2 separate regions of the Homo sapiens genome follow, and region 1 is linked to region 2. Evidence: chromatin loops called from intact Hi-C (ENCODE). Cell type or tissue: K562. All regions are shown on one strand. Each heading gives the region's core, and the rest is flanking DNA. Links, peaks and the distances in the headings are about the cores only. Region 1 holds the start of OR8B2 (olfactory receptor family 8 subfamily B member 2). Region 2 holds the start of LOC112268069 (a long non-coding RNA gene).

What was found. A loop is a pair of places that touch in the nucleus more often than their neighbours do. Peaks named below come from ENCODE experiments on the same cell type or tissue, not always from the same donor. Only the 100,000 strongest peaks of a DNase experiment are listed, where the experiment ranks them.
Region 1: a loop joins it to region 2, with 3 times the contacts of the local background. A loop is called at or near these places in 2 of 110 quality-filtered maps.

Annotation. Positions count from the first base shown.
Region 1 is chr11:124,376,317-124,391,884 of GRCh38, reverse strand. It overlaps OR8B2 (olfactory receptor family 8 subfamily B member 2), which reads left to right and starts at 7,386. Exons shown (of 2, transcript NM_001005468.2): 1 at 7,386-7,511; 2 at 8,525-9,491. The coding sequence starts at 8,542. The coding sequence ends at 9,483. It also overlaps the pseudogene OR8C1P. In K562, for the core only: no CTCF peak of the experiment used is centred there; no DNase peak of the experiment used is centred there.
Region 2 is chr11:124,315,078-124,330,645 of GRCh38, reverse strand. LOC112268069 (a long non-coding RNA gene) reads right to left here and starts at 14,586. Exons shown (of 3, transcript XR_002957213.2): 1 at 14,548-14,586; 2 at 12,240-12,320; 3 at 7,422-7,822. OR8D2 (olfactory receptor family 8 subfamily D member 2) reads left to right here and starts at 10,449. Exons shown (of 1, transcript NM_001002918.1): 1 at 10,449-11,384. The coding sequence starts at 10,449. The coding sequence ends at 11,384. It also overlaps the pseudogene OR8B7P. In K562, for the core only: no CTCF peak of the experiment used is centred there; no DNase peak of the experiment used is centred there.

The sequences.
Region 1 (15,568 bases), core at 4,308-9,307, 60 kb before region 2:
ATTTGGTTTGCCAGTATTTTATTGAGGATTTTTCCATCAATGTTCATCAAGGATATTGGTCTAAAATTCTCTTTTTTGGTTGTGTCTCTGCCAGGCTTTGGTATCAGGATGATGCTAGCCTCATAAAATGAGTTAGGGAGGATTCCCTCTTTTTCTATTGATTGGAATAATTTCAGAAGGAATGGTACCAGTTCCTCCTTGTACCTCTGGTAGAATTCGGCTGTGAATCCATCTGGTCCTGGACTCTTTTTGGTTGGTAAGCTACTGATTACCTCAATTTCAGATCCTGTTATTGGTCTATTCAGAGATTCAACTTCTTCCTGGTTTAGTCTTGGGAGAGTGTATGCGTCGAGGAATTTATCCATTTCTTCTAGATTTTCTAGTTTATTTGCGTAGAGGTGTTTGTAGTATTCTCTGATGGTAGTTTGTATTTCTGTGGGATTGGTGGTGATATCCCCTTTATCATTTTTTATTGCATCTATTTGATTCTTCTCTCTTTTTTTCTTTATTAGTCTTGCTAGTGGTCTATCAATTTTATTGATCCTTTCAAAAAACCAGCTCCTGGATTCATTAATTTTTAGAAGGGTTTTTTTTTTGTCTGTATTTCCTTCAGTTCTGCTCTGATTTATTTCTTGCCTTCTGCTAGCTTTTGAATGTGTTTGCTCTTGCTTTTCTAGTTCTTTTAATTGTGATGTTAGGGTGTCAATTTTGGATCTTATTAGCTGATTTTAAAAATTAGCATAAGGCTGTGATAATCAAGACAGATTAGTTTAGTTATAAAGACAGGTGAACAAGTCTATGAGATAGAATAGCAGATTCAGAAACAGAGCCTCACTCACGCGGTCAATTGATTGTTGACCAAGGAACAGAGTAATTCCATTGAGAAAGAAAAGGCTTTGAAGCAATTGTTGCTGGATGTACTGCCTATCCATAAGGAAAACACCAAACCTTGACCTCTACCTCACACTATACACAAAACTTAATCTAAAGATGGACCAAAACCATTCACAAAAAAGCTTAAACTATGGATCTTCTAGAAGAAAACATATGAAATTGTGTTGGTGCAGGCATAGATTTCTTAGCATTATTCTATAAAGCACTAAGCCCCAAAGGAAAAAAAAAAACAAATAAACTTAATTAAAATGAGATTATCTATTTATCAGAAAAGTTCTCATAGGCAAACACAGGCTAGAAAAATATTTGTAACTATATATTCAATAAAGTATTGTGTCCACATATATATCTCAACTCATTACTTAAAATATATATCAAAAAATACCATTTAATAAACAGACAAATGATTCAAATGACATATCCGAAAGCAAGCTTTCGGGTCTCAAGCCAAGGATGGCTTTGAATATGGCCCAACACAAATTCGTAAACTTTCTTAAAACATTTTGCTATTTTTTGGTGACTTTTTAAAGGCTGATCCGCTATCATTGGTGCTAGTGTATTTTATGTGTGGCCTAAGATAATTCTTCTTCTTCCAATGTGGCCTAGGGAAGCCAAAAGATTGGACACCCCTGTCCTAAAGGAAGACATGCAAATCAATAAACACCTGCCAATGTGCTTAATTTGTTGTAATCTCTTAGAAGTATAGTGAATAGCTGGATAGCACTCCCTTACCAGCTGTTCCATCCCCCCTCATTGCATTGCCTGGAATTTGTGCCTATCCTCTTTCACTACATTACCTAGACTTTGTCCCAGTCAAGCATTTATCAGGCCTTCTGGTTGGTCTCCTTCCTTGTTAGTCCCAGCAGTCTCTGAGTGGAGCCTCTACTTGAGAGGGCCAAGCACAAGCTGTGGGGTATTTCCATACCTCAATTAATTCAAGCGCCAATCCTACAGGGCTTCTCTGACATTTGAGAATCTGGTTATGCATCCCCTTTCTATTTTTCCACGAGTTCTGGGAGTGGTAGCTATTTTCCACACTTTATTAGTCTTCATATTTTCTCTGTGCCAATGTTTTGCTCTTTCCCCCTTCCAATATCTGTATAACTAATTCTCTGTTTAAATATCCTCTTTAGGAAATGCATAGCATACTACTGGCTTTTTTGGCAGGATCTTTTCTGATACATGGAACACACTGTATGTGATTTTTATGGACTCTCTTGTCCATGTCATAGACTATAAACTTGTCCAGTTAGCACATGTCAAACCCTCGTGTCAGAGCTGTCCAACTTCCTGATTAGTCTGGAATATTAACGTAACTATAGTTTTTCTCTGCCAAAATGATTTTTAACAATCAATTTTTATCCCTGAAGTTATAATTAAACCTAGGAGTTCTGGGGGGCTCCTTTTCAAAAACTACATGTGAGAGCCCATCTAAGATTAAAACCCTGGTAGAATTAAGCAGGAGAAAAGTGAAAAGAGACACACTCACTCATGATATGACTTGATTCTACTTTGTCCAGCATACAAGAAGTCATCCACATCCTTGACTTACCAGTTTTACACACATTTTTGGTGTAAGCTGTCTTATTCCTATCACTTAAATGGAAAGAACCCCAATGTACTTTGTAAAGATTGCATAGTAGCACATTCTACATTGTATAACACAATTCTGCATAGTGTAGTCATTAAATAAAGCAATTTTCCATTCATAGATACCAAGTATAAAACTTGCTCCACCAGTATGCATTTTGACTTTGAAACAATTGATTATCCCTCTTAGTTTTGGATTTCTTATATGTGAGATAGGGGTGTCTGGTTCAGAGGGTGATCATAAGGGTGATATGAGAGAAGGTAGATAAAGAATTTAGGCTGGGCGTAGTGGCTTATACCTATAATCCCAGCACCTTGGGAGGCCGAGGCAGGCGGATCATGAGGTCAAGAGATTGAGACCATCCTGTCCAACACGGTGAAACCCCGTCTCTACTAAAAATACTAAAATTAGCCAGGCGTGGCGGCACGCACCTGTAATCCCAGCTACTTGGGAGGCTGAGGGAGAAGAATCACTTGAACCCAGGAGGTGGAGTTGCAGTGAGCCGAGATCACTCCACTGCACTCCAGCCTGGAGACAGAGCGAGACTCCATCTCAAAAAAAAAAAAAAAAAAGAATTTCACACTCTGATTGGCAAACAATAACTAAAGGAGGTACAAGTTTCAATTTTAATTTCCTGGGTTATATTTCTGATTAGACTGAGGAATCCTATGGGCAGGGCCTACTTTCTGTGTTCACAGTAATTATAACCTAAATGCAAAAAAGAAGGTCATTTGATGAAATAAATCAGTAGAATCTCTAAAATAAAGATAATTTATGGGATTTTAGGCCTCATGCATCATCAACTCTGAGCAGAATACATCTGGTCAAGTCCTGGGAGCTTGAAATGCCAATCTCCGGGCTCCTGTAAGCTTGGTGTGCTCCTAGGCATTGTTCTAGAAATGCAACTGGAGGACTCTGGTTAAAGATGGCAGTCTTAATGTCAATGCATTGTCTGTATTCTTTGCCCAAAGTCACTAATGTGATAGAAAAGGGATTTAAAACAAACCCACGGCCAATATCATACTGAATGGACAAAAACTGGAAGCATTCCCTTTGAAAACTGGCACAAGACAGGGATGCCATCTCTCACCACTCCTATTCAACACAGTGTTGGAAGTTCTGGCCAGGGCAATCAGGCAGGAGAAGGAAATAAAGGGTATTCAATTAGGAAAAGAGGAAGTCAAATTGTCCCTGTTTGCAGATGACATGATTGTATATCTAGAAAACCCCATTGTCTCAGCCCAAAATCTCCTTAAGCTGATAAACAACTTCAGCAAAGTCTCAGGATACAAAATCAATGTACAAAAATCACAAGCATTCTTATACACCAATAACAGACAAACAGAGAGCCAAATCATGAGTGAACTCCCATTCACAATTGCTTCAAAGAGAATAAAATACCTAGGAATCCACCTTACAAGGGATGTGAAGGACCTCTTCAAGGAGAACTACAAACCACTGCTCAATGAAATAAAAGAGGATACAAACAAATGGAAGAACATTCCATGCTCATGGGTAGGAAGAATCAATATCGTGAAAATGGCCATACTGCCCAAGGTGATTTATAGATTCAATGCCATCCCCATCAAGCTACCAACGACTTTCTTCACAGAATTGGAAAAAACTACTTTAAAGTTCACATGGAACCAAAAAAGAGCCCGCATCACCAAGTCAACCCTAAGCCAAAAGAACAAAGCTGGAGGCATCACGCTACCTGACTTCAAACTATACTACAAGGCTACAGTCACCAAAACAGCATGGTACGGGTACCAAAACAGAGATATAGATCAATGGAACAGAACAGAGCCCTCAGAAATAACGCCACATATCTACAACTATCTGATCTTTGACAAACCTGAGAAAAACAAGCAATGGGGAAAGGATTCCCTATTTAATAAATGGTGCTGGGAAAACTGGCTAGCCATATGTAGAAAGCTGAAACTGGATCCCTTCCTTACACCTTATACAAAAATTAATTCAAGATGGATTAAAGACTTAAATGTGAGACCTAAAACCATAAAAACCCTAGAAGAAAACCTAGGCATTACCATTCAGGACATAGGCATGGGCAAGGACTTCATGTCTAAAACACCAAAAGCAATGGCAAGAAAAGCCAAAATTGACAAATGAGATCTAATTAAACTAAAGAGCTTCTGCACAAGAAAAGAAACTACCATCAGAGTGAACAGGCAACCTACAACATGGGAGAAAATTTTCGCAACCTACTCATGTGACAAAGGGCTAATATCCAGAATCTACAATGAACTCAAACAAATTTACAAGAAAAAAACAAACAACCCCATCAAAAAGTGGGCAAAGGATATGAACAGACACTTCTCAAAAGAAGACATTTATGCAGCCAAAAAACACATGAAAAAATACTCACCATCACTGGCCATCAGAGAAATGCAAATCAAAACCACAATGAGATACCATCTCACACCAGTTAAAACGGCAATCATTAAAAAGTCAGGAAACAACAGGTGCTGGAGAGGATGTGGAGAAATAGGAACACTTTCACACTGTTGGTGGGACTGTAAACTAGTTCAACCCTTGTGGAAGTCAGTGTGGCCATTCCTCAGGGATCTAGAACTAGAAATACCATCTGACCTAGCCATCCCATTACTGGGTATATACCCAAAGGACTATAAATCATGCTGCTATAAAGACACATGCACACGTATGTTTACTGCGGCACTATTCACAATAGCAAAGACTTGGAACCAACCCAAATGTCCAACAATGATAGACTGGATTAAGAAAATGTGGCACGTGTACACCATGGAATACTACGCAGCCATAAAAAATGATGAGTTCATGTCCTTTGTAGGGACATGGATGAAATTGGAAATCATCATTCTCAGTAAACTATCGCAAGAACAAAAAACCAAACACCACGTATTCTCACTCATAGGTGGGAATTGAACAATGAGAACACATGGACACAGGAAGGGGAACATCACGCTCTGGGGACTGTTGTGGGGTGGGGGGAGGGGGGAGGGATAGCTTTAGGAGATATACCTAATGCTAAATGAGGAGTTAATGGGTGCAGCACACCAACATGGCACATGTATACATATGTAACTAACCTGCACATTGTGCACACGTACCCTGAAACTTAAAGTATAATAATAATAAAATAAAAAAATGAAGCAAATCAGAAGGGAAAAAAATAAATAAATATATAAAAATAAAAATGGTGTTCGCTCCCAGGGACAAAAAAAAAAGGTAGAATTAGAACAACTCCCAGATTTTGGAAATTAGACAGTAGATAAACAAGCAGTATCTGCACTGGCATTCTTACAACATCTGACCCTATGATAGAACTGGGAAAACCAAGAACACACCTGATTTACACACAGTCTCCAACATTCTCACAATTTCACGACAGCAGATATTTCTGGAAGAAGTGAGGATGGGGCAGAACAAATGGAATGCTTAAAAGTCTGTTTAAGAATTAATTAGAGGCCAGGCATGGTGGTTCATGCCTGTAATCCCAACACTTTTGGGAGGCTGAGGCAGGAGGGTTTCTTGAGACCAGGAGTTCAAGACCAGCCTGGGTAACATAGTGAGACCCCCTATCCCTACAAAAAATTAAAAAATTAGCCAGGTGTGGTGGCATGTGCCTGTAGTGCCAGCTACTTGGGAGGCTGAGGTGGGACGATCTATTGAGTCCTGGAGGTTGAGGCTGCAGTGAGCTGTGATTGCACCACTGCACTCATGCCTGGGTGACAGAGTAGGACCCTGTCTTTAAAAAAAAAAAAAAGAGAGAGAGAGAAAAAGAAAAAAAAGAAAGAATTCTGTATCCTGACTTAGGTTTTTGTTACATAAATAGGTACATAGGATTCAACTGCATAGATCTACACACACACACAGACACACACACACACACACACACACACACACACGCATGTTAAATTGCTGAATAAGGTCTGTAGTTTCTTTAACATTATTGAACCTATGTCAGTTTCCTGATTTTGCTATTGTCCTACAGTTGTGGAAGATGTCTCTGTGTGAGGAAGCTGGGTGAAGTGTCCAAGGGAATCTACATATACTTTTGCCACTTCTTGTGATTCTAATAATTTTAAAATAAAAAGGTAAAAAATATAGATGCCTTCTCACAAGCACAAATTCCTACCTACCGGGAAATTCTGAAGTCATACTGTCTTAAAATGAGGGCACATGATTAGTGATTTTTCTTACAGATTTGATTTTAACCTGTTAAAGGCAAAGACATGTTGAGTTAGAGCAACCCAAGATAATTAAATTTTGATGAAATAAAGGATCATTCTATGTTACACAAAATTTTATTTAAAAAATCTGAAATCAATTAAAAGTATCCTTTTCTTTATTCTTTTTCTTTTCTTTTTGCCTATAAAGTATGCAAAACTAAAAATGGATTATTTAAAAGGACTCACAATATTAAAAATGAGCATAGCAATAAACTTTACTAAATTATACATACATACTTGTTAAAGCTAACACTGCCGATAATTATAATTAGCAAAAATTCTGACAATCTTTATGTTTACATCTTTATACATGACAGCAGAGGCTCTTTCTCCTATGCCCTGTGGATTGTATAATCCCTGATGAAAAGTTTACATCTACAACAACAAGTTAGGCTGTAAACACAGGCATATAATTTCTTCCCTGCAGAGTGTGTCATGGTAGGGGAGGTCCTGAGAGAGACTTACTGTTGGTATGTAATCAGGTCTAAGAATTATGAGCCTTGAGCAAATGCCATGTCTCTATGACGGTGGACATGGTGGGTCTGGTGTGAAGTCTGATTTTCTAACAAACCCTCTTGGCAAATTTATAAATAGTTTGATCTACACCTCAGAATGATTCCCAGAACATTCAGATTCTGAGATCTATGCTCAATGCTTTTGCCAGGTAAGGGAGAAGAAGATTCTTTGACTACATGTGGTCAACGTAGATACCTTCACCACCAGTTCTACCTCCAGGGCAGTGGAGGTGAAACACATATCAATGGTCAGCACTGAGTTCTCTGAGTGGAAGGAAGGTGAGTTAATCAAGTTTCTATTTCTCTCTCCTGGATGTTGCTGAAAAATGGGGAAAAGTATTTATTCAATAGCAAGAAACTTAGTGGTATGGAGCTCTGACTCTCGGGCTTGCATTTTTCTCACACTGTTCTCTCTGTTGGCTTCATTCTCAGCCTGGTATCAGGATAGCAATAGCAGTTCCAAGTGACACATCCAGAACAGAGGAATGCCAGGAAAGGAGATTTGTCTCTTTATTAAAAATATATTGACATGTGCTATACATATAGAAGAGTTTAAGGGTCATAAAAATACCAGTTTGGTAAAATTTTACAAACTTAACAACTAATATAACTGTACCCAAATTAATTATGTTTCCCTTATGCCTTCCTACAAAGACCTGTGAAAGCACATTCAGCTTCCTTTCTTCATCCTCTGTCTAGCTAGGATGGAATAGAGGAGAATGTGTAGAAACACTTATGTGATTTGTATGTGGTGAATCATAAGGCCTCGACTACTAAGGGTCTTCTTTTATCACCCGGTGACTTCATGGATTCTTATAGTAAGGTATCTAGAAACCCTATAGGAGACCCCTGTCTAGGAAACAGAATATCAGTATGGTCTCCGCCCTAAAGGAATCCTCCCTTACCTGGTGGTCATCACAGGGAAATTGAAGTGTCTAGTAGAATAATGGAAACATAAGTAGAAACTAGGAAGTGAAGGGACAGATGGAAGTGAGGGAGATGAGACACATCCATATAACCCAAGCTCAACAGCAGGTAGGCCTGTGCCTCAGCTACTCCACCTCTGTGTCTTCTAGTAAGGACAGGAGCAATTGTTTGTCACATTCAGTCTGTACAGACAAAAGACACTGACTGAAATGTTGAGGAGTGGGAGTGGCAGTACATTCAGTACATTCAGATCCCATGAAACAAAGAACTCACCCAAATTCCTACAGCCTGAGTCCCCTCCTCATTAATGAGATTTTGTAAAAAGAAATCTGTGTTCCTAATAGAATTTTCTTTTGTCTTCCCAGATTTTTGAAGACAAAAAATGCTGGCTAGAAACAACTCCTTAGTGACTGAATTTATTCTTGCTGGATTAACAGATCATCCAGAGTTCCGGCAACCCCTCTTTTTCCTGTTTCTAGTGATCTACATTGTCACCATGGTAGGCAACCTTGGCTTGATCACTCTTTTCGGTCTAAATTCTCACCTCCACACACCAATGTACTATTTCCTCTTCAATCTCTCCTTCATTGATCTCTGTTACTCCTCTGTTTTCACTCCCAAAATGCTAATGAACTTTGTGTCAAAAAAGAATATTATCTCCAATGTTGGGTGCATGACTCGGCTGTTTTTCTTTCTCTTTTTCGTCATCTCTGAATGTTACATGTTGACTTCAATGGCATATGATCGCTATGTGGCCATCTGTAATCCATTGCTGTATAAGGTCACCATGTCCCATCAGGTCTGTTCTATGCTCACTTTTGCTGCTTACATAATGGGATTGGCTGGAGCCACGGCCCACACCGGGTGCATGCTTAGACTCACCTTCTGCAGTGCTAATATCATCAACCATTACTTGTGTGACATACTCCCCCTCCTCCAGCTTTCCTGCACCAGCACCTATGTCAACGAGGTGGTTGTTCTCATTGTTGTGGGTACTAATATCACGGTACCCAGTTGTACCATCCTCATTTCTTATGTTTTCATTGTCACTAGCATTCTTCATATCAAATCCACTCAAGGAAGATCAAAAGCCTTCAGTACTTGTAGCTCTCATGTCATTGCTCTGTCTCTGTTTTTTGGGTCAGCGGCATTCATGTATATTAAATATTCTTCTGGATCTATGGAGCAGGGAAAAGTTTCTTCTGTTTTCTACACTAATGTGGTGCCCATGCTCAATCCCCTCATCTACAGTTTGAGGAACAAGGATGTCAAAGTTGCACTGAGGAAAGCTCTGATTAAAATTCAGAGGAGAAATATATTCTAATTAGAAGCAGTAATGATGTAAAACAATTGAAGGACTTCAAATTTTTATTAGTGTTTTTCATGAAGAGATTTTGTTGTTTCTACAGATGGTGTTATGTGTGATTTAATAAACTTGTCTTATCATTTCTCTTATGAGATCATCTTGTGTCTTCTTTTTTGTTTTTGCATCTCTGGCACTTCTCGCAATATTACTAAAGAGGTCATGGCATATTTGTAAAGGGAACATATGCACTGATATTTTTCTTCATCATTTTCTACCTTTCCTCTCTCCTGGGCTATTCTTAATTGGAAAAATGTGGTAAATTTCATGAATTATAAAAATGTCAAAGTCACAGCTTTCTCACCTAAACACAGAAGTGCCAAATATGATAGAAGCATTCTTATTTTTATCAACATTGTTACAGATATAGGCAGCTGGATTTGATGAAATATATCCACTACAAATGGTAGGTAATTTAAAGCAGAATCAGTTCCCCTTGATCTTGTCCTTTTGTTCTATGTTGTCACCATTTTGCCTTTTATTATTCTGACTTTTCTTGTTCCCTTTGAGAATGGCAAAATTTGTACCACATGCCGTTTGCTTTTGAGAACCTCTATCATTCCAGTCCATTTGATACAGCAGAGAATATGTGTATCTCCACCTTTTATTGCCAAAGGCAGCATTAACAGAGGATGATTAGAGAAATAATACATGTGCACCTCAGGATTCCAATAAGGGGGAATATAGTTTACATTATAAAACTTCATTTATTACTGTCTAAAACAGCACTGAAAATTTTGAAAAAAAGCATGTAGTTCCTACTGTAAATGTTATTTTTTACTCATTATAGGTAAATACTGCACATTGTTAGTAGAAATATTTTATACAACATTTTCCTTATCCAGTGTGGTTTATCATAAGGAATGTATATTAATATTAATAAACTATATTTCTACAAATATTTTGTGAGCCTACTTAAACTTTATCTCACCAATAAGACATGAAACACATTTTATATAAAGGTTGTCACCCAGATAGGAGTGCAGTGATTCGATCATAGCTTACTGCAGCCTCCAACTCCCGGGCTCAAGTAATTCTTCCACTTCAGCCTATAGTTTAAGTTTTTTGTGTGTGTATGGTTTTGGTCCATTTTTAGATTAACTTTTGTGTACAGCATGAGGTAGAGGACTTCTTCAGCATCCTGTGTAGCTGGGAGTACATGCACACACCATCATGCCTCCCTAATTTTTAAATATTTGGAGAAAAAAATTTAACTCCTGGCCTCAAACAATCTTCCTGCTTCATCCTCCCAAAGTGCTGGGATTACAGGTGTGAGCCACTGTGCCTGGCTGAATTGGAGTACCTTGCTTCTTACACCAATAATAAATGTATTATTTTAATTAATAATTAATAACATACAAAAATAATGACAATTATAAATCTGAACAGCTTTGGGGTTTAATTTATATTTTTGGAGGTGGAGTGTGGTAGTCTCAGAGAAGAACAGCTCAGCTCCCCATGAAGAGACCCAGCAGTGGGGTGCATAGCTGACTGAAAGTCTATAGCTGCACTTCTTTGGATCCACCATGGTGTTTAGGCAGAGTCCATTCTTACTCTGAGATGCCCTCCACCAATGACTCAGCAGGGTGGGTGGGACTTAAAGAGAGCTGGCAATTTCCATCTAACATATGTCTTTTCTGATAGGAAATCTTTGTTTAGAGACTTCCTATCCTCCTGACCAAGACTTTTTAGAACTGCTCTATGGTCTGAGATTTTCCTAACCGATCTTTCCATTTTTTTCTCCTTTCGTAGGTGACTTTCATCCTGGTCTGAGGCCTTCATCGCTGACTCTTGCTCCCTCCAGTTTTATCCTTAATAGGCATTTATAACAAAATATGTGTTGCAAGTCTTATCATTTCTTGACATCTCCTACTTAAGGGACCCTAAATGGCAAAGAAGACTTACATTAGCTGATTTTAAAAATTAGTATAAGGCCGTGACAATCAAGGCAGATTGGTTTTGTTATAAAGTCAGGTGAACAAGTCCATGGGATAGAATAGAGACTCACGCCTGTAATCCCAGCACTTTGGAAGGCCAAGGTGGGTGGATAACCTCAGGTCAGGAGTTCAAGACTAGCCTGGCCAACATGGTGAAACCCCGTCTCCACTAAAAATACAAAAATTAGATGCGTGTGGTGGCACACACCTGTAATACCAGATACGTGGGAGGCTGAGGCAGGAGGATCACTTGAACCTGGGAGGTGGAGGTGGCAGGGAGGTGAGATCACAACACTGCACTCCAGCCTGGGTGACAGAGTGAGACTGTGTCTAAAAAAAAAGTAAATAAAAAAATATGAAGTTGAATCTACATGACGGCATGTACTGAGAAGAGATTTACAAAAAAAAAAAAAGGGTAAGAATATATAAAGAAATAAGAAAAAATATATGGAATTATAGGAAAAAAAGACAAACAATTACAGTACTTGATGAATTTTTTGTGAATAGTGTTTAAAAATAGGCTTAATAATGTAACAGAGGAATATTGTTACAACCGAATTTATAATTATAATCCTATTGGTAGGAATTGGTACTGGGGGCCAGGAAGAGGAGGTGTGTGTGTGTTTTCAGTGGTGGTGATAGACCTGAAAGGTCCAAATTCTCACCTTTAAGGAGTCTAAGTTAGAAAACCATTAGAGTAATCCAAATTTGAGATGAAGAGGGACTGTGAAAGCTGTAGAATTGAGAGAAAGTCCAGATCATTCAAAGAGGTGGATTCTCTGGGACTTGGAGACTGGAAGAGATAGTAAGGGAGAAGGAGGTGCTTAAGTTTACTTTGTGGATTATATGCCCAGACGGTGGTAAAAATAATTTATAAAATGATGACCTGAGAAGGAGCAGCCCTGGGAAGCCTAAGAAAACACTGAATTCAATTTGGAGCACTTTGAACTTGAGACACATAAATAGACATAAAGTAGAACTTTCTGAAAAACAGTTATGGCAGAAGTCCAGGCTATACAGACAGAGCAGCGATTCTCAAATATGGGCAATGTTGCTCCCCAGGTGATGTCTGACAATGGAGAATATTTTGATTTAGTGATTGGTGTGTCTGTATGGTAGGGGGAATATCACTGGCATCTAATGGGTGAGGTCAGGGATGCTGTGCTGTGAGTCCTGTGCTACACAGGACAGCCCCACAACCAAAACTTATCCAAAATGTAAAAAGTACCAAGATCAATAAATCCTGATTTTTATATATATGGATGAGTAACAGGGGCAGGGGTGCCAACACCTATCAGGTTCTTATTATGTGTCAGGCACATTTCTAACACTTTATGTGAATTAACTCATGTAATTCCCACAAAACGCTATGAGATAGCTTTTTAAAATTAGCCTTAGTTTGTAGATATGCATAGGTTATATAGATACAAATATACATACATAAGGGGCAGAGAAGTTCTATCACTTGTCTGAGGTCTCAGAGAAAGTTAAGAGGCCTGGATGTAAACTCAGCCTGACTTGAGGGCCTGCTCCCATTCCCTCAACCATTTTGCTACATCTCTATTGAGGTGGAATCCACAAGCATGTATAGTGTTAAGGGTATGATCTAATATTTTATTAACACAATCCAGGGGTCTTGTAGGAAGGTAGCAGAAATGGCAAGTGACTGTGCCCTGGACATTTCCCCTGTAGAATTGTGCATAGACTCCAGGGAATGATTACAAAGGGAGGAGCTCGTCCTTCTGCAGTGGGGATTAGGACTTCTTGATGCCAAATTATGAACTGAGTGGAACACTGAGTCCCAAAGGAGCCAATGCTGGATCTGTGACACAAGTTGTAAACACAGGTTTGGTAATATCTACCCTTGAGGGGCTCATTAAACTTGGGAGGAAATCATAAAACAGATAATAATTTTTTGTGCTTCTAGTCAACTTTCCCAGAACTATGCGACATGAAATAGATTTTTATTTGATTCATCTGACTTTAGGAGGCTCCTATAAGGTGGTTGTTTTCCTGCATGCAGGAGGAGAGAACCGTCTGGGAAAATTCTCAGACAGATATTATGGCATATTCCCTAGAATACCTCTTCTAGCATGTCGAAGATGGAGGTCTGTGCTGTTGGCAATTACCTCCTTCATCATCAGCAACTTTGACCCTCTCAGGACAGTGGGGAGGAAGGACCCTGAAGGTCCTGCAGCAGTTAGTCCTCCAAGGATAGAAAGGTAAGCATTGAATCACTTTTGTCTTGATAATTTCCGTTCAAACTCAAAACTATATAAATCAAAGATTCTGGGGGAATACCATCAATTCATTGCTTTTTCCAGCTTTAATCCTTAGAGAAGTTTGAGGAGAAGAGAGGGAATAATGTGCAGACACATTGGGAGGTCTACCAGCATTCTCACTGACAGACACAAAACATGATGGGGGAGAAGAGCAGGAAAAGGAAATTCTCAGGTATCATCATAGAAAATATTAAGCCTTGGATGCCTTGCTATGTGTCTTCAGACATCCCTGGGTTTGTAAACCAGGAGATTCAGCTCTCCCTCTGGAGATAAAGAGTGAGGATCCATTATTAATGTTTTCTACACCTGTTCCTACAGATCACACCCAGCAAGTTAATGGCTGTGGAAAATGACTCTTCAGTGACAAGAGTTTATTCTTTTGGGATTAACAGACCAGCCTGAGATCTAATTGCCCCTGTTTTTCCTGTTCTTGGTGAACTATATGACCACCATGGTGGGCAACTTGAGTTTAATTAATCTAATTTGCCTGAATTCACACCTTCACACTCCCATGTATTTTTTCCTTTTCAATCTGTCCTTCATTGATCTCTGTTATTCATTTGTCTTTACCCCCAAAATGCTGATGAGCTTTATTTCAGAGAGGAACATCATCTCCTTTCCAGGATGCATAACTCAGCTCTTTTTCTTCTGCTTTTTTGTCCACTCTGAGTGCTATGTGCTGACAGCCATGGCCTATGATCGCTATGTGGCCATCTGCAAACCCCTTCTGTACATGGTCACCACGTCCCCTCAGATCTGTTCTCTACTGATGCTTGGTTCATATGTGATGGGGTTTGCTGGGGCCATGGTCCACACAGAGTGTATGATGAAGCTCATCTTTTGTGACTCCAACGTCATCAACCATTACATGTGTGACATCTTCCCACTGCTCCAGCTCTCCTGCAGCAGCACCTAGGCCAATGAGCTGGTGATGTCTGTTATTGTAGGCACAGTTGTTATAGTATCAAGCCTCATTATCTTAATCTCTTATGCTTTGATTCTTTTCAATATCCTTCACATGTCCTCAGCCGAGGGTTGGTTCAAAGCCATCGGTACCTGTGGCTCCCACATAATAACTGTTGGCCTATTCTATGAATTTGGGCTGATCACTCATGTTAAGTTATCATCTGATTGGTATATGGGTCAGGGGAAGTTTCTCTCAGTGTTTTACACGAATGTGGTACCCATGCTGAACCCCCTCATTTATAGCCTCAGGAACAAGGATGTCAAACTTGCTCTAAAGGAAACCCTAAATAAAATTACAAACTGAGTAGAGCCAATGGTGCTGCCTTAGCCCCTCTCCAATTGCTGAGTCTTCCTCTCCTCTTCCTGCTCCTCCTCATCCGCTTCCTCCTAATCTTTTCTGCCTTCTCTCCATCTTTCTTTCTAAAGTCGTGTTGGCAAGGTTTCTGCCTTTCTTCTCTCACTATGCAATGTAACTGTGTGGGTCTATCCTTGGACAGAAGAGTTGTCCTTAGTCCCAAGGTGGCCCAAGCCTGAGCTTTGTTCCCCATACTGAGGCAGGAGAATAGCAGAGGAAGTCGGGGGTGAAGGGGACCTGTTGGATGTAGGTTAGCTTAAGCAATAGCAAAAGCAAAACCTGCAAGACAGCAGCAATAGAACATTTGAAATAAGGGCGTAAGCAGCAAGTAGATAAGGGAGTAAGCAGTGAGTTGGAACACGCAATGTAAGGGAAGTAAGTAGGAGGGACTTGTAGTAGCAATTTGGTCATGAGAAGTAAAAGTAAAGATGAGCAATTTGGTCAGAATAGATAAAGTAAGGTTAAGCAAGGATGAGCAATTAGCTTATGAGAAATAAGGTGAGGTT
Region 2 (15,568 bases), core at 3,478-8,477:
TTTTTTTTTTTTTTTTTTTTTTGAGATGGAGTCTTGCCCTGTCGTCCAGGCTGGTGTGCAATGGCATGATCTCGGCTCACTGCAACCTCTGCCTCCTGGGTTCATACAATTCTCCTGCCTCAGCCTCCTGAGTAGCTGAGATTACAGGCACTTACCACCATACTCAGCTAATTTGGTATCTGTTCTTTAAGGGCTACTATTCCCATTGGTTAACAGATAAAAATAAAGGTACAGGTGGTGGTAAAATGCTTGCAGATGACTATATTCATCATTTGTTATCATCCAGAACAGGAAGAGTGAAGGTGGGGAGGAAAGAGGAAGAGTTCTTCAGTGCTTTCTTTTCTTGAAACACTCTGAAAGAACTGCCTTAGCTTGTAAAACGCATGAGCTCAAATGCTTTTCATAGTGACAGAAGGGGAAGTGAAAGGAGAGTACAAAATACTTATCAAACTTTTCTTCTACCAGATTGCATTTTGTAATATTTTCTTCAGTTGTTAAAATTAGACATATATTCCAAGAATCTTAATTGAGTTTTGAGGCAAAATTCAATGCTTTATCCTACTTAAGAGTCTTCATTTGGATTATTCCTTAGAACATCTTTTTTCTTTTAATTAGTACAAATCTTATCTAAGTCAATAGTTCCCATCAGAGGGTGCTATTTACCTGTGTTACTACTGAAACATTAATTTCCACATGAGAAAATGTCCATGCTGTAATATGGACCACTTCAGCCACATGGCTACACGCCTTAATTCATAGGGAGCATTAGCTTAATTTTTCACACTGTATTCATTATGGTACAGAAGAAAATTCTTATTTTTATGGCAATTTACATTTGTAGGGCTTTCTCCTGAAGATCCAGTGCTCCCTCTGTTTTGCCATGGATTATATTCCAAAATATGTGGAGAATTTTAAGATCTAGCAAAAATTTTCCCTCCCACCAGCCCCTGGAAACCCATAAATACCCTACTTTCTGCTCCTGTTAATTTGACTATTTTAGATTCCATGTATAGGTGAGATCCTGCAGTGTTTCTCTCTGCGTCTTGTTTCTTTCACTTAGCATAGGTCCTCCTCATTTTAAGCGGTAATCTAAGACTTAGATACACCACTTTCTTTCCCATTTTGTGCATTTCTGACACTTAAGTAAAATGGTGGAGGATCAGAGAAGATTCATAGACATTAGGCACCTTAGGGAGAGTAGTACCTCAGTTACTACTATTTCTCTCCATAAACAGAACTCTCCCTGTTCTAGATGTAGGTCTTTTATTCTATGACATGTGCAGTAACTTAACATTTTCTAGATGCTGGTCCTTTGTGGATTAGAAACAGTGTTCTTTGTTCCCATCCCACCTGGGTCTAATCTGTATTAGAAGCCAGCACCCAGGTTGCTGAAGCCTCTACCTCCAATTTTCCTGGTGAAGTGAAAACTCAAGTGAATGGAGCAATGATGAGAGGAGAGAATGACGATTCTGTCCTGGTTATACAGGTTAAATATCCCTTATCCAAAATGCTTGGGGCCAGAAATGTTGTGGATTTCTTATCTTTTCAGATTTTGGAATATTTGCATTACATATTTAGGGGTAGAGCATGCCAAGTCTGAAAATTTGAAATCCAAATGCTCCAATGAACATTTTCTCTGAGCATTGTGTTGGTGCTCAAAAAGTTTCAGAGAACCAGTGTTTTGTTTCATTTATCTTTCTTTTTGTTGTTGTTGTTTCAATTTCATTTAGTTCTGCTCTGATCTTTGTTACTTCCTTTCTTCTGCGAGGTTTGGGTTTGGTTTGTTCTTGTTTCTCTAGTGCCTTGAGGTGTGACCTTAGAATGTTAGTTTGTGGTCTTTGAGTCTTTTTGATGTAGGCATTTAGGGATTTGAAGTTTCCCCTTAGCACTGCTTTTGCTGTATCCCAGAGGTTTTGATAGGTTTTGTCATTACTGTCATTCAGTTTGAAGAATTTTTAAATTTCTATGTTGATTTCGTTTTTGACTCAATGCTCATTCAGGAGCATGTTATTTAATTTCTATGTATTTGCATGGTTTTGAATCTTCCTTTTGGAGTTGATTTCCAGTTTTATTTCACTGTGGTCTGAGAGAATGCTTGATATAATTTCAATTTTCTTAAACTTACTGATGCTCATTTTATGACCTATCATATGCTCTATCTTGGAGGAAGTTCCATGCGGTGAACAGGGAACACTTCTACACTGCTGGAGGAAATGTAAACTAGTACAACCACTATGGGAAACAATGTGGAGATTCCTTAAAGAACTAAAAGTAGAACTACCATTTGATCCAGCAATCCCACTACTGGGTGTCTACCCAGAGTTAAAAAATCATTATACAAAAAAGATACTCGCACATGCATGTTTATAGGAGCACAATTCACAATTGCAAAATTGTGGAACCAACCCAAATGCCCATCAATCTATGAGTGGATAAAGAAACTGTGATATATTTATACAATGGAATACTACTGAGCCATAAAATGGAATGAATTAATGGCATTTGCAGCAACCTGGATGAGACTGGAGACTTATTCTAAGTGAAGTAACAGAAATGGAAAACCAAACATCGTGTATTCTCACTGATATGTGGGAGCTAAGCTTTGAGGACACAAAGGCATAAGAATGATACAATATGTAAGAATTAAAGAAAGAGGAAAGAAATACAAAGTGTGGCTCAACAGTCAACAATGACAGGTTTATTTTAGAAAACAAACCTGAGAGGGGCTTCTGGCTGAGTTAGGTCAGAGCCACACTCTCTTACAGACAGTTTCTTTAAGGATTCAGGGTGGGAGAGCTTATCAGAGGCTTGGACTGCTTCTGTGTTTCTTTGTTGTGCTCATCTGGGAGGGAGAGTTGTGTGTCTGTTCCCATACATCTTTCTGCAGCTGCAGGAATACCCCATGAGTCTGCTTTTAGCTTTCCTATCTTAGCATACCTGAAGGGAAAGGAATGTGTTTATTAAGGCCCATTGTTTTACTGGGGACTATTGAAGTTTGGCAGTTACCCAAAAGACTTTCCTCCCACCTTCCTCTGTGCCCGAGCTGTCTTATCTGTGTTTTACTGTCTGCTCTTTCTGGCTTCTTGTAGTTAGAAGAGAAGTGATTTCCTTGAAATCCATGAGGCTAGAAAGGGAGCTGGAACTTAAAGTGACTGAGATGATGGTGCTCCTGCTCTGTCACAGTGGACTTTGGGGACTTGGGGGGATGGATGGGAGGGGGGTGAGGGATAAAAGATTACAAATAGGATGCAGTGTATACTTCTCAGGTGATGGGTAAATCAAAATCTCACAAATCGCCACTAAAGAACTTACTCATGTGATCAAAACCACCTGTACCCCAATAACTTATGGAAAAATACAAAAAAGTTTAAAGAAAGAAAAACAAGTTTTAGATTTTGAAGCATTTGAAAATTTGAATTTTCAGATTTGAGATGCTCAACATGTAGCTGATAAGACATCATGAATGGACTATTCTAATTGGTTTAAGTGTTTTTAAGCACTTTTAGTATTTTTTTAAACTCAGTGTCTCACAATTAAAAATACAGAAAAAGTTGGAAAATGTTTACATTTTAAGACCACAGTGGTTTCTGTCTTAATTTCTTTATTTACCCCAAAGTCATCCAGGAGCATGTTGTTTAATTTCCATGTAATTGCATGATTTTGAGGAGGGAGAGAAGCAGAAAAAATAACTATTGGGTACTAGGCTTAAGAGCTGGGTGATGAAATAATCTGTACAACAAAACCCCCATGACATGAGTTGATCTATATAACCAAACTTCACATGCAGCCCTGAACCTAAAAGTTAAAAAAGGACCCCAATGGTATAATAAGCAAGGAACACTAATAAGAAGAACCAAAGATTTTATTTAAAGTTAATACCTGAAACTGTACAACTCTTCTACTCATCATACTGAATTAGTTTTACTCTTCAATATTTATTGAAAAGAAAATCATCTCCTCCAAGGTGTTCATTTCTTAAAATAATGCATTTTTTAAAAAATATCTCAAGAACGTAGCCTCCAGTTGATGATATCAGTTGGAAAGTTTCTAGCAACAAGTTATAGAATGTTCCAATAAAAACCTATTTTAATTAGGAACTATTTTTTCCTCATGTAACAATAAATCTGGAGGGAGCGTGTCCTAGGATTGATTTAGCAACTAAGCAATTCTCATCAACAACCAGGGCTTTTCATGCCACTGTCTTCAGTCTGCTAGTTTTAGACCTCAGGCTTATCACTTCACAATCACAAAATGGCTGTCATAGCTCCATGAATGACATCTAAACACAACTGTACCCAAAGATGGAAACAAGGCAACAAGAAATACAGCTCTCCATACATACCTCTCTTTATATCTATCACGAGGTGAATCCTTTCCAGAAGCTAGTCGATGGCTTCCCTTCTCCCTTTAATCATGTGGCTATGTCACATGGCCAATTTTAGATGTAAGGACAGATGACAATGAGTATGTCCTATGGCCTCTGCCTCTAATTTTATTGATGAGAGGCGGGAGGACGCAAGTGAATGAAGAAATGATGAGATGAGAGAATGCGGATTCTGTCCTAGTCCACCCTTCTCCCTTACCCCTTGGTCTTTCAGCAATCATGTTTGCATATGGCAGCACTGGCTGTAGGCTAAAGTGGCACTGCTCTTTGCTCTATCTAGTTTAATAAGACTCTAAAAAGCCTAAGTCAGTGTCACCCAAGTATCATGACTTTGGTAAAGCCAGATTCTGAGGATCCAGGTTGGGCTAGTTTCAAACAATATCCCACATTGTGGGAGAAAATACTGTGGGAAGAGCTGGGTTGTCCTCTAATGCAACACTTTTCTCCTTTGTCCACAGCTTTCCATAGAGAAGAATGGCTCCTGGAAATATTTCTACTGTGGCTGAATTAATTCTGGTGGGGTTAAAAGACCAGACAGATCTCCAACCGCCCCTGTTCTTCCTGTTTCTAGTAATGGGTGTGGTTGCTGGGTAGGGGAATTTGGGCTTGGTAACTCTGATTGTGTTCAGTTCATACTTTCATGCACCCATGTACTTTTTTCTTTTTAGTTTAGCTTTTATAGACCACTTTTATTCTTCTGTGTTTATTCCAAAAATGCTGATGAACTTCATAACAGAGAAGAATATTATTTCCTATGCGGGTTGCATGTCAGCTTTTTTTTCTTTCTTTTTTTTTTTTTTTGTTATTTCTGAATGCTATGTTTTGACGTCAATGGTCTCTGATCACTAGTGGCCATGGCCATCTGTAACCCGCTTCTGTATAACATTGCCATGTCCCCTAAAGTGTGTTCCAGCCATATGCTTGGTTCCTACTTCTGGCCCTTTTCTGGGGCCATGGCCCATACCAGGTGCATGCTGAAACTGACCTCCTGTGAGGCAAACACCATCAACCACTACTTCTGTGACACCCTTCATCTGCTCCAGCTCTCTTGCACCAGCACCTACGTCAGTGAGTTGATGGTTTTCATTGCAGCAGGCATCATTTTCACTGTGCCCAGTATCACCATCTTTATCTCTTATTTTTTTACCTCTCCATTATCCTATCAGCTTCACTGAGGGCTGGTCAAAATTTTTCAGCACCTGCAGTTTCCACAAAATTGCCATTTCTCTGTTCTTTGGATTAGGTGCATCATTGTGTCTTAAATTATCCTCAACTGGGACTATAAATGAAGGTAAAATATCTTCTGTCTTTCACATTGATGTAGTTCCCATGATAAACTCCTCAATTTACAGCTTAAGAAACAATGATGTTAAACTTGCCTGGAGAAAAATCCTAAGTTGGAGAAAATTTCCATTTGAAACTATCTCTCTCCATGCATATAGTTACAGGACAAGGAGATTCTGTGGGTTTAATTAAAATATTTTCAGTGGCAACTTTCTTATCTTGTTTCTTTCTTAAGAAAGAAAGACATTGCTCTGCAGGGACATGGATGAAGCTGGAAGCCATCATTCTCAGCAAACTAACACAGGAACAGAAAAGCAAATACCACATGTTCTCACTTATAAGTGCGGGTTGAACAATGAGAACACATGAACACAGGGAGGGGAACATCACATACCGGGGCCTCTCAGGGGTGGGGGACAAGAGGAGGGAGAGCATTAGGACAAATGCCTAATGTATGTGGGGCTTAAAACCTAGATGACGGGTTGATAGGTGCAGCAAACCACCATGATACATGTATACCTATGTAACAAACCTGCACGTTCAGCACATGTAACCCAGAACTTAAAGTAAACAAAAAAAGAAAAAGAAAGAAAGACATTGGAGTATTCTCTTGATAATTTATTTGTACTTTTTATAGAGTAGATCTTCCTATTTTCTTAATCATTGTATAATTTATTTTTCTCACTTTTTTCTTGTTGAGTAATAACTTTGAGGAAGAAGTTTATTATACCTGTTTCTTTATTCATTGCCATTTTGAACTTCATTTTGTTTTCTACTGGAAAAAATGAATAGCCTGACAATAAATGAACCAAGTAACAATAGAACAACATTGTTGTATTGGGATGGTTTTTTGCCACTTGCTGTTGGAAACATGAATTAGACAATCTATTTTAACTCTCATCTTTACATCCTCTACTGAGAAAATGGATGTTTCCTTTAAATGCCAGAGATTGAAAGTTTCATAAAGACTATCAATTATAACCCACTTTGCATCTATAAACACTGTTCATTATGCTTCCTTTGGCAAAGAGTTTTCTTATTTACCTTTGTGCCTTCAAAGTAGCATATAACAGATGTTCAATATGTGTTTATTGCATGGTCAGGAAAGGGAGGCTCAGAGTGGTTATTGATTTACTTATAGTCACCCAGCTTCTTAATGAAAAAACTTAGAATAAGCTATTAGCCTTCTGATTTTAAATTGACTACTCTTTCTAGTTTACTTTGCTTCTACTTCATTCTATTATTTTATTTCAGCAAGTACAATATATAAAAAAATTGCTATTTTGAATGTTGACTGCTTAGTTCTGAAATGAAACATGACTTTTTCTCAGGTAGGGTATTGTTTTTCCATTTATCTTGTGTGTATGTTTAGGAAAATCATTTGAAGGTTCTTTTTGTTGGGAAAGAGGAGGCCTGTTGAGCTGGTATAGTTGAAAGGTGAGTGGGTTAAACAGAGGGGAGACTTTTCAGCCAAATTTTTTAAAAAGGAGAATTTTGAATGTGTAAGTACTAGTAATTTAGAGAGTAGGGGCGTGGGAGAGGAAGGAGTCAGCAAAATGTCATTAAGTTAATACCCAAGAAGACACATGGCCAATAAATGCAAGGTCCCTCTGTGGGAAATGGTCAAAGAAGTTTTAGAAACTGCATTTTATTCCGAATTTGTATGCCATTCTGTAAAGTACTGTAATTATTCTGCATTATCCATTAAGCTTTGATTAAACACATAATCCACAGTGAATGTACATTAGTTTTGTCAAAAGATAAAATTATAACACATTTGATTTAAAGCTCTAATTGGCTTTTATTTGCCATTCTAGAATGGGGCAACACCTCATTCTGTAAAATAGAAGTAGGGGTATGGGAAAGAAAGGAGCCAGCAAAATGTCATCAAGTCAAGACTCAAAAAGACACATAACCAACCATTGATAATTGGTAGGCACCAATATGATTAGCCCAGTGTGTCAGAGATTGTTGCTGTTCACTGTTCTTCCAGAACACACATTTCCCAGTGTCTCCTGCAGTGCCGTGTGGCATGTGACTATTTTAGAGATGATGGATGCTATTCCAGGGCTACATTGTTCCCTTTTAACTTTCTCTTTGCCCTTTTCTGGGCTAGATGCAGATAACCAATGAAGCCACACTTAGGTGATGAAGCTATAACGAAAACCAGAGAGTGATTGCAATAGAATCAGGATAGAGAATGGAAGGATGGATGGAGCTACAATAAAAAGGGGGCACATAGAGGGCTCTGGGGTGCTGGTGATATTCTATTTATAGATCTGCATGGTGGTTAAAGCTGCTCATTTTATAGTAGGTGGAAGTATATATATTTTCTACATTTTTATATATGTATTTAAGCTAAATTTCACAATACAATAAGGTTATAAAACTTTGATTACAGCTATACTCAAGTGAACAGTAAACTAATCCATGAACAAGATTGAGAATAAGGCCTCAGTATGTGGGAACAACTTCCTAGTACAGATGGCTCACAGAAAGGAGAATCGGCAGAGGTAGGGTAACACTTTTAAAAAACTTAGAGTAATTCAGATCATAGCAAGGAAGAGATGATTGTCTTTACCACACCAGATGATAAATGTAGTCATTACTCTTGATGTCTGTGGGAGAAGAAAGTATAAATACAATCTCATGGTATAAATTTGTAGAGGGAGAGCATCAGGACAAACAGCTAATGCATTTGGGGCTTAAAACCTAATGCATTTGGGGTGCAGCAAACCACCATGGCACATGCATACCTATGTAGCAAACCTGCACGTTCTGCACATGTACACCAGAATTTAAAGTAAAAAAAGTAGTATGTTATATATCATTATGCTTAGCTTAATGAGTAATAAAGAGGGTAAAGTTCTCATTCCATAGCACGTAATTTTAAATTCTTAACCTTTCTACTTTATTGAGATAGTCTTTTCTAAAAGAAATACTCTAGGCATTATTTGTGATAGTTCTGTGATGAAAATAATTTGGGAATATATCAATATAGAAATGTTACGGATATAGGAAAGAATGTGCTTCAATCACTAGACCTATTATTAAGCAGCCTCCCTTGGGTGGCAATGCGGCTGTTAGGCAGGATTCATATCCAACACAGGGTCCATGCATGCACATCAGCCAATAGTAAGGGAGGGTTCCACAAGCCTGGCATGGGAACTAGGCAGGGAAGAGAAGGGGACTTAAGGCAGAAGCAGGAACCTGGACAAAGGAAAAGGCAGAGGCTCACGACAGAGGTGGGAACTTCAAGAAAGTGTCGGACATCATCTCAAAAACCCAGTGCAGAACTCTCAAGCTGCTGCTGGCTCACTCCCCTTCAGCAGCCAGCTCTGTCTCACCTTTCCAGAGTGTACTGTCTCTCTCTAAATAAGCTCTCTGCTATTTTTCTTCAACAAATTCTCTTTTTGGCTAATTCAGTCATTTGGTAGAATATTTTTCCAAGTAAGGCTAAAAATCTAGAATTCCTGAACTTCCCGTAACAGGGCTTGTTAGAGTTGCATTCTGGTAACTCTGATTCTCTTTCTCTTAGAGTATTCTCTAATTCCCCTAATTCAGAAACATGGCTGTCTTCTCAAGTGCTCTTGGAGATAACACCCCACCTGTCAGCTTTTAAATCGATATACATATTGAGTACCCTTAAAACACTGTAGAAGCAAATTTTTATAAATTTTTGTTTGTGATCATAAAAATATGTTTTTATGCAAAATAAAAGCAAACAACATCTCACTCTATGTATGGAGTTTTTCCTCCCTTGACATTTTTTCTCACTTTGGAAAAAAATTATGAAACCTGATGTCTTAGGTAATATACAGTGTTTCAGCTGAAAGCAACACACCCTGAATCCTTTGCTTAAACTTTAGGGGAAACGAAGTCAGGGAATAAGAAATCTCCAGTTCAGATCTCACAGCTTTGAAAGAGAAAGGTCAGTGAGAGTTTGGCCATGAATAATGGATAGCAGGAAAGGGCCAAGGAGGGAAGCGCTGAGTTGCTGATGGTTCAGGTCTTACACCTGAAAGTCAGCCTTACTTCTTTGCTTCTTTGCTGTTTCTGGAACAGGAAAGATCTAAACTAGAATCTCAGGATAGCCCTTGGCACAACATTTCTGTCAACCACATCCACACTGAGTACAAGAATCTCCTGGCCCACTCAAGTTTTCCATTCAAAGAACAGAAGTGAGCTAATGAGGGTCAGAATTGATTAGAACCATTTCCATACTTTTTTTTTTTGTACTAAGGTCTCTTTATAGACGTCTTTTATGTTTCTTATTTCCTAGTTTTAGCAAATGCTAATTATGTTGATTCATGTTGATGGGTAAGGAAACTGAAATGGACTACTTTTATATCATCAGAGCTGGATTAGAAGCCATGTTGTAACAAAGTCTGAAGGTTCTATTGGCATATGCTCAGATAAAGAAGGTAAGCAGTGTTGTTTTAATGGTAGCAATGACAAACTAATTAGATTTGGAAAGTTTGTGCTTCCTCCAGCAGTGAGGTAATTATGGGCATAAGCCTGGAAACAAAATGGGAGGACTCTTACTAAAAGAGGAGCATTCAACAGGGTTTTGGGTGAAATCAAGGTTCTTGGTTATACTCATAATATTTGCCCTTGATCTTGTAAGAGGTCCCTGAAAAGAGGCAATCATGGGACAGATGAGGCTCTCAGGAATGGAAGCAACCAACATGGGGCATGTCATTCTGCTTTGGGAATCAGAAAATAAATCTAATGTCTCTCTTTTCTCTTATTTCTTATTACACATAATACCTTAAAAGACATGGCTACTTCAAACCATTCTTCAGGGGCTGAGTTTATCCTGGCAGGCTTGACACAACGCCCAGAACTTCAACTGCCACTCTTCCTCCTGTTCCTTGGAATATATGTGGTCACAGTGGTGGGGAACCTGGGCATGATCTTCTTAATTGCTCTCAGTTCTCAACTTTACCCTCCAGTGTATTATTTTCTCAGTCATTTGTCTTTCATTGATCTCTGCTACTCCTCTGTCATTACCCCTAAGATGCTGGTGAACTTTGTTCCAGAGGAGAACATTATCTCCTTTCTGGAATGCATTACTCAACTTTATTTCTTCCTTATTTTTGTAATTGCAGAAGGCTACCTTCTGACAGCCATGGAATATGACCGTTATGTTGCTATCTGTCGCCCACTGCTTTACAATATTGTCATGTCCCACAGGGTCTGTTCCATAATGATGGCTGTGGTATACTCACTGGGTTTTCTGTGGGCCACAGTCCATACTACCCGCATGTCAGTGTTGTCATTCTGTAGGTCTCATACGGTCAGTCATTATTTTTGTGATATTCTCCCCTTATTGACTCTGTCTTGCTCCAGCACCCACATCAATGAGATTCTGCTGTTCATTATTGGAGGAGTTAATACCTTAGCAACTACACTGGCGGTCCTTATCTCTTATGCTTTCATTTTCTCTAGTATCCTTGGTATTCATTCCACTGAGGGGCAATCCAAAGCCTTTGGCACTTGTAGCTCCCATCTCTTGGCTGTGGGCATCTTTTTTGGGTCTATAACATTCATGTATTTCAAGCCCCCTTCCAGCACTACTATGGAAAAAGAGAAGGTGTCTTCTGTGTTCTACATCACAATAATCCCCATGCTGAATCCTCTAATCTATAGCCTGAGGAACAAGGATGTGAAAAATGCACTGAAGAAGATGACTAGGGGAAGGCAGTCATCCTGACAAAGAGGGTTCTCATTGGCAGCCAGAAAAAATAAACCATATAAAAAGTTGTTATAGGATCTTTGTAAGTTTCTGTCTCTCTCGGAGAGAGAAAAATTATCATCACTTAAAAATGTATATTTTATATTAGAGAATGATTAAGACATTTTTGGAGATTATGAAACAAAATTTTCTGATGGTCAATATAATCTTCGAAAATGTATTAGAGAAATGGGAGATGACAGAAGAGGAAGGGCAAATAAACATTAAAAACAATTTATTGAACATATTACTTTTGAAAGCCCAGGCTGGTCTTGAACTTCTGGCCTCAAGTAATCCTCCAAACTTGGCCTCCCAATGTGCTGGAATTAGAAGCCTGAGTCACGATCCTCAGCCTTGAAATAGTTGATTTAATGGATGACAGAGCATGATTCACAAAGACTTTTAAAGGCTGGAGTGATAGTCGCATTTAATGAGATTTTAAAAATGTACATGGGTAATATAAGATTCTATACTTCTATAAAAATGGAGAGAGTGGGAAAAACTTTATTTAACTCCAGAGAATTAAGGATTTTTGACAATATAAGTAAAAAGCATAACTACCTAGAAAGTTACTGTTACCTTGTCTGCATTAGCTACATTTTAGTATTTAGAATGAGGAACATTCTAGTTATCACTTGCACAACAGCAATTAGACTGTGTCCACTTGAAAGTAATTTACTTTGTTGATATTACTATTTAAGAGGCCACTGGCATTCTGAAATATATTCTGAGACGCATGGCCATGATGAAGCAACTTGAAATCACACATTCATTGATTTGTTTATTCTTTGGGTCATTCATTTAAGGAATACTCATTGAATGCCCACTACATACCTGTCACTATTCCTCATACTGGTGATAAAGAGATGAACAAAAGTCACAAACTCCTTGCCTTCATTAGATTTAGGTTTTAGCCTGAAAGAAAGGCAATAAACAGGGAGAAAAATACATCATAGAATCTCAGATCATAAAATGTCTTAGAAAATAAAGCCAAGAGGATAGAAATTGCTCACAGATATTAGAGGATAATTAAGTTACACATAGGAGTTACACACAGAAGGGCTGTAGGCTAGTTATTGAGGTTTTAGTAGTTCTTGCCACAGAGCACAAGTAGGCTAAAGAAGACTCTTCCAAAAATCAGAACTATCAAAAAATAATTAGCTATCTTGGGAATTTATGAACTATCCAGCAGTAGGGATTTAAGTACATATTCCAGACAGAATATTCAACCATTCTGTCTGGAATATTTCTGAGAAGAATCAAATGCTGGCTAAGAATATGACCAAACTGATCCCTTTGTTCATTGCTAACACTGAGGTTTTATGATCCATTCATTTCATCACCTTCTGATACTTTCTATTCCATCTCTTTTTATCCTTTCCACTATCTGAACATGCCTACTCCCCCTTTCCTATAATCTCTTTTATTCCCTTTCTCTTTTTCTTCCACTTTACAAGTTCCCATAAATCAGAACTAATTGTTTGGAAGTCCTAACTAGAGCAATCAGACAAGAGAAAGAAAGGGCATCCAAATTAGAAAGGAAGAAGTCAAGTTATCGTTGCTTGCAGATGACATGATCTTATGTTTAGAAAAGCCTAAAGATGCCACCAAAAAAAACTATTAGAACTGATTTGGAAAAGTTCAAATTCAATTTGAACTTTTTTTCTGGACTTTTTGAACTTTTCAGAGAAGTTCAAATTGTTCAGAAAAGTTTAAATTCATTTTGTACTACTGAACAAACTCAGTAAAGTTGCAAGATATAAAGTTGACATACAAAATCAGTAGCATTTCTACATGCCAACAGTGAGCAATCTGAAAAAGAAATTTAAGAAGTAATCCTATTTACAATACCTACAACTCAAATAAAATACCTAGAAATTAACCAAAGAAGTGAAATATCTCTACAATGAAAATTATAAAACATCGATGAAAGAAAGAGAACACACACACACACACACACACACACACACACACACACACACAAATAAAAAGTTATTCCAAGTTCACGGACTGGAAAAATCAATATTGTTAAAATGTTCATACTACCCATTGCACTCAATCTACCAATTCAGTGCAATCCCTATCAAAATATCACTGGCATTTTTTCACAGAAATGAAACAACAATCCTAAAATGTATGTGGAACCACAAAAGATATAGAATAGCCAAAGCTATCCTGAGCAGAACAAAACTAGAGGAACCACATTACCTCCCAAACTGGAGGAATCAAATTATACAACAAGCTATAGTAATCAAAAGAGCATGGTACTTGTATAAAAGCAGACACAAAGACCAATGGAACAGAATAGAGAACTCAGAAACAAATCCATACATATTCTCATTTTTGACAAAAGAGCCAACATACATTGGGGAAAGGATTGTCTGTTCAATACTTGATGCTGGAAAACTGAATATCCATACGCAAAAGAATGAAACTTGACCCCTGTCTCTCACCATATACAAAAATAAAATCAAAATGGACTAAAGACTTAAATACAAGACCTTAAACTATGAAACTACTAAAAGAAAACATTGGGGAAATTCTCAGAACATTGGAGTGGGCAAATAGTTCTTGAGGGATACTCCATAAGCACAGACAACCAAAGCAAAAATGGACAAACGGGATTACATCATATTAAAAAGCTTCTGCACAGCAAAGGAAACAATCAACAAAAGTGAAGAGATAACCCACAGAATGGAAGAAAATATTTGCCAAATATCCAACTGAAAAGGGATTAATAAGCAGAATATATAAGGAGCTTAAATGACTCTATGGGAAAAATCTAATGATCTGATTTTAAAAAGAGCAAAACATTTGAAATAAATTTCTCAAGAGAAGACATAAGAATGACAACATGTATATGAAAAGGTGCTCAACATCACCGATCATCAGAAAAATGCAAATCAAAACTACAATGAAATATCATCTCGCTCCAGTTAAAATGGCTTTTTTTTTTTTTTTTTTTTTTTTGAGATGGAATCTCTCTGTCACAGGCTGGAGTGCAGTGGCATGATCTCCCTCACTGCAACCTGCGCCTCCCGGGTTCAAGCGATCCTTCTGCCTCAGCCTCCTGAATAGCTGGGGTTACAGGTGCTTGCCACCACGCCTAATTTTTGTATTTTTAGTAGAGATGGGGTCTTACCATATTAGTCAGGCTGGTCTCAAACTCCTGACCTTAGGTGATCTGCCTGCCTTGGCCTCCCAAAGTGCTGGGATTACAGATGTGAGCCACCATGTCCAGCCTCAAACTGCATTTTGTAATATATATTACTTTATGACTTCCCTGTGAGGCAAATGAGGAATATTTTACAGATGAGAAAATTAAAGTTTGACAAGGTTAAATTGCCTTTTCCACAGATAGTAACTATAAAACCGAGATAAAAGTCTGAGTCTCCTAAATGCCAACCAGGATTATTTCTCTCTTTTCATCATAAACAATTATTGGTACGAAATTGAAAACATTTTTACCATGAATTCTGAATCAAAGAATAGTTGAACTACAAAAAAAATCCTTCTGCTTCTAGTATAAGTTTTTCTCATCATAAAAGTTCTAGCACTAAGAAATTTGAAAAATAATTTACTTAATTCTGATTATTTTATTGATAAGGAATCTAAGTCTTAGAGTCTCAATGACTTCCTTAGAGACACATATTTATTTTAATTAAATGAACATTATATATATAATTATATATAATATATATATATATGGTTAGTTCAATGCCCACTACACAGTGAGCATCTATAAGCAGTATTACTAATTATGATACTATAAAAAGGAGTAGTTGTTATAATTGATGATATTAGTATTGGGGCAGATTTGAAACTAAAACAAGATACTGAGTAAATCCAGTTCTGAATCAACTATATTAACATATTTTTTATGTGTAAACATTACTAGAGATCTGTGGATGCTTTATAGCTGACTTCATTAAAGAAGTGAGTCACTGGGGAAATCCTGTTTATTTCTGGCGGGACCAATACAAAAATGTTGAGGTGGCTCTTAAGAGCTACATCCCCTTTGACGGTGGCTCTACATCAGGAAAGCATAGAACTCATGTGACCTGGAATGGGAGGTACCCTGGACAGGGTGGAATAGATTAAAGCTTTTTAAGCCATTGAGTGACATAAACTGCAGTCACAGGGAATAGTACAGGAGCAGAGGC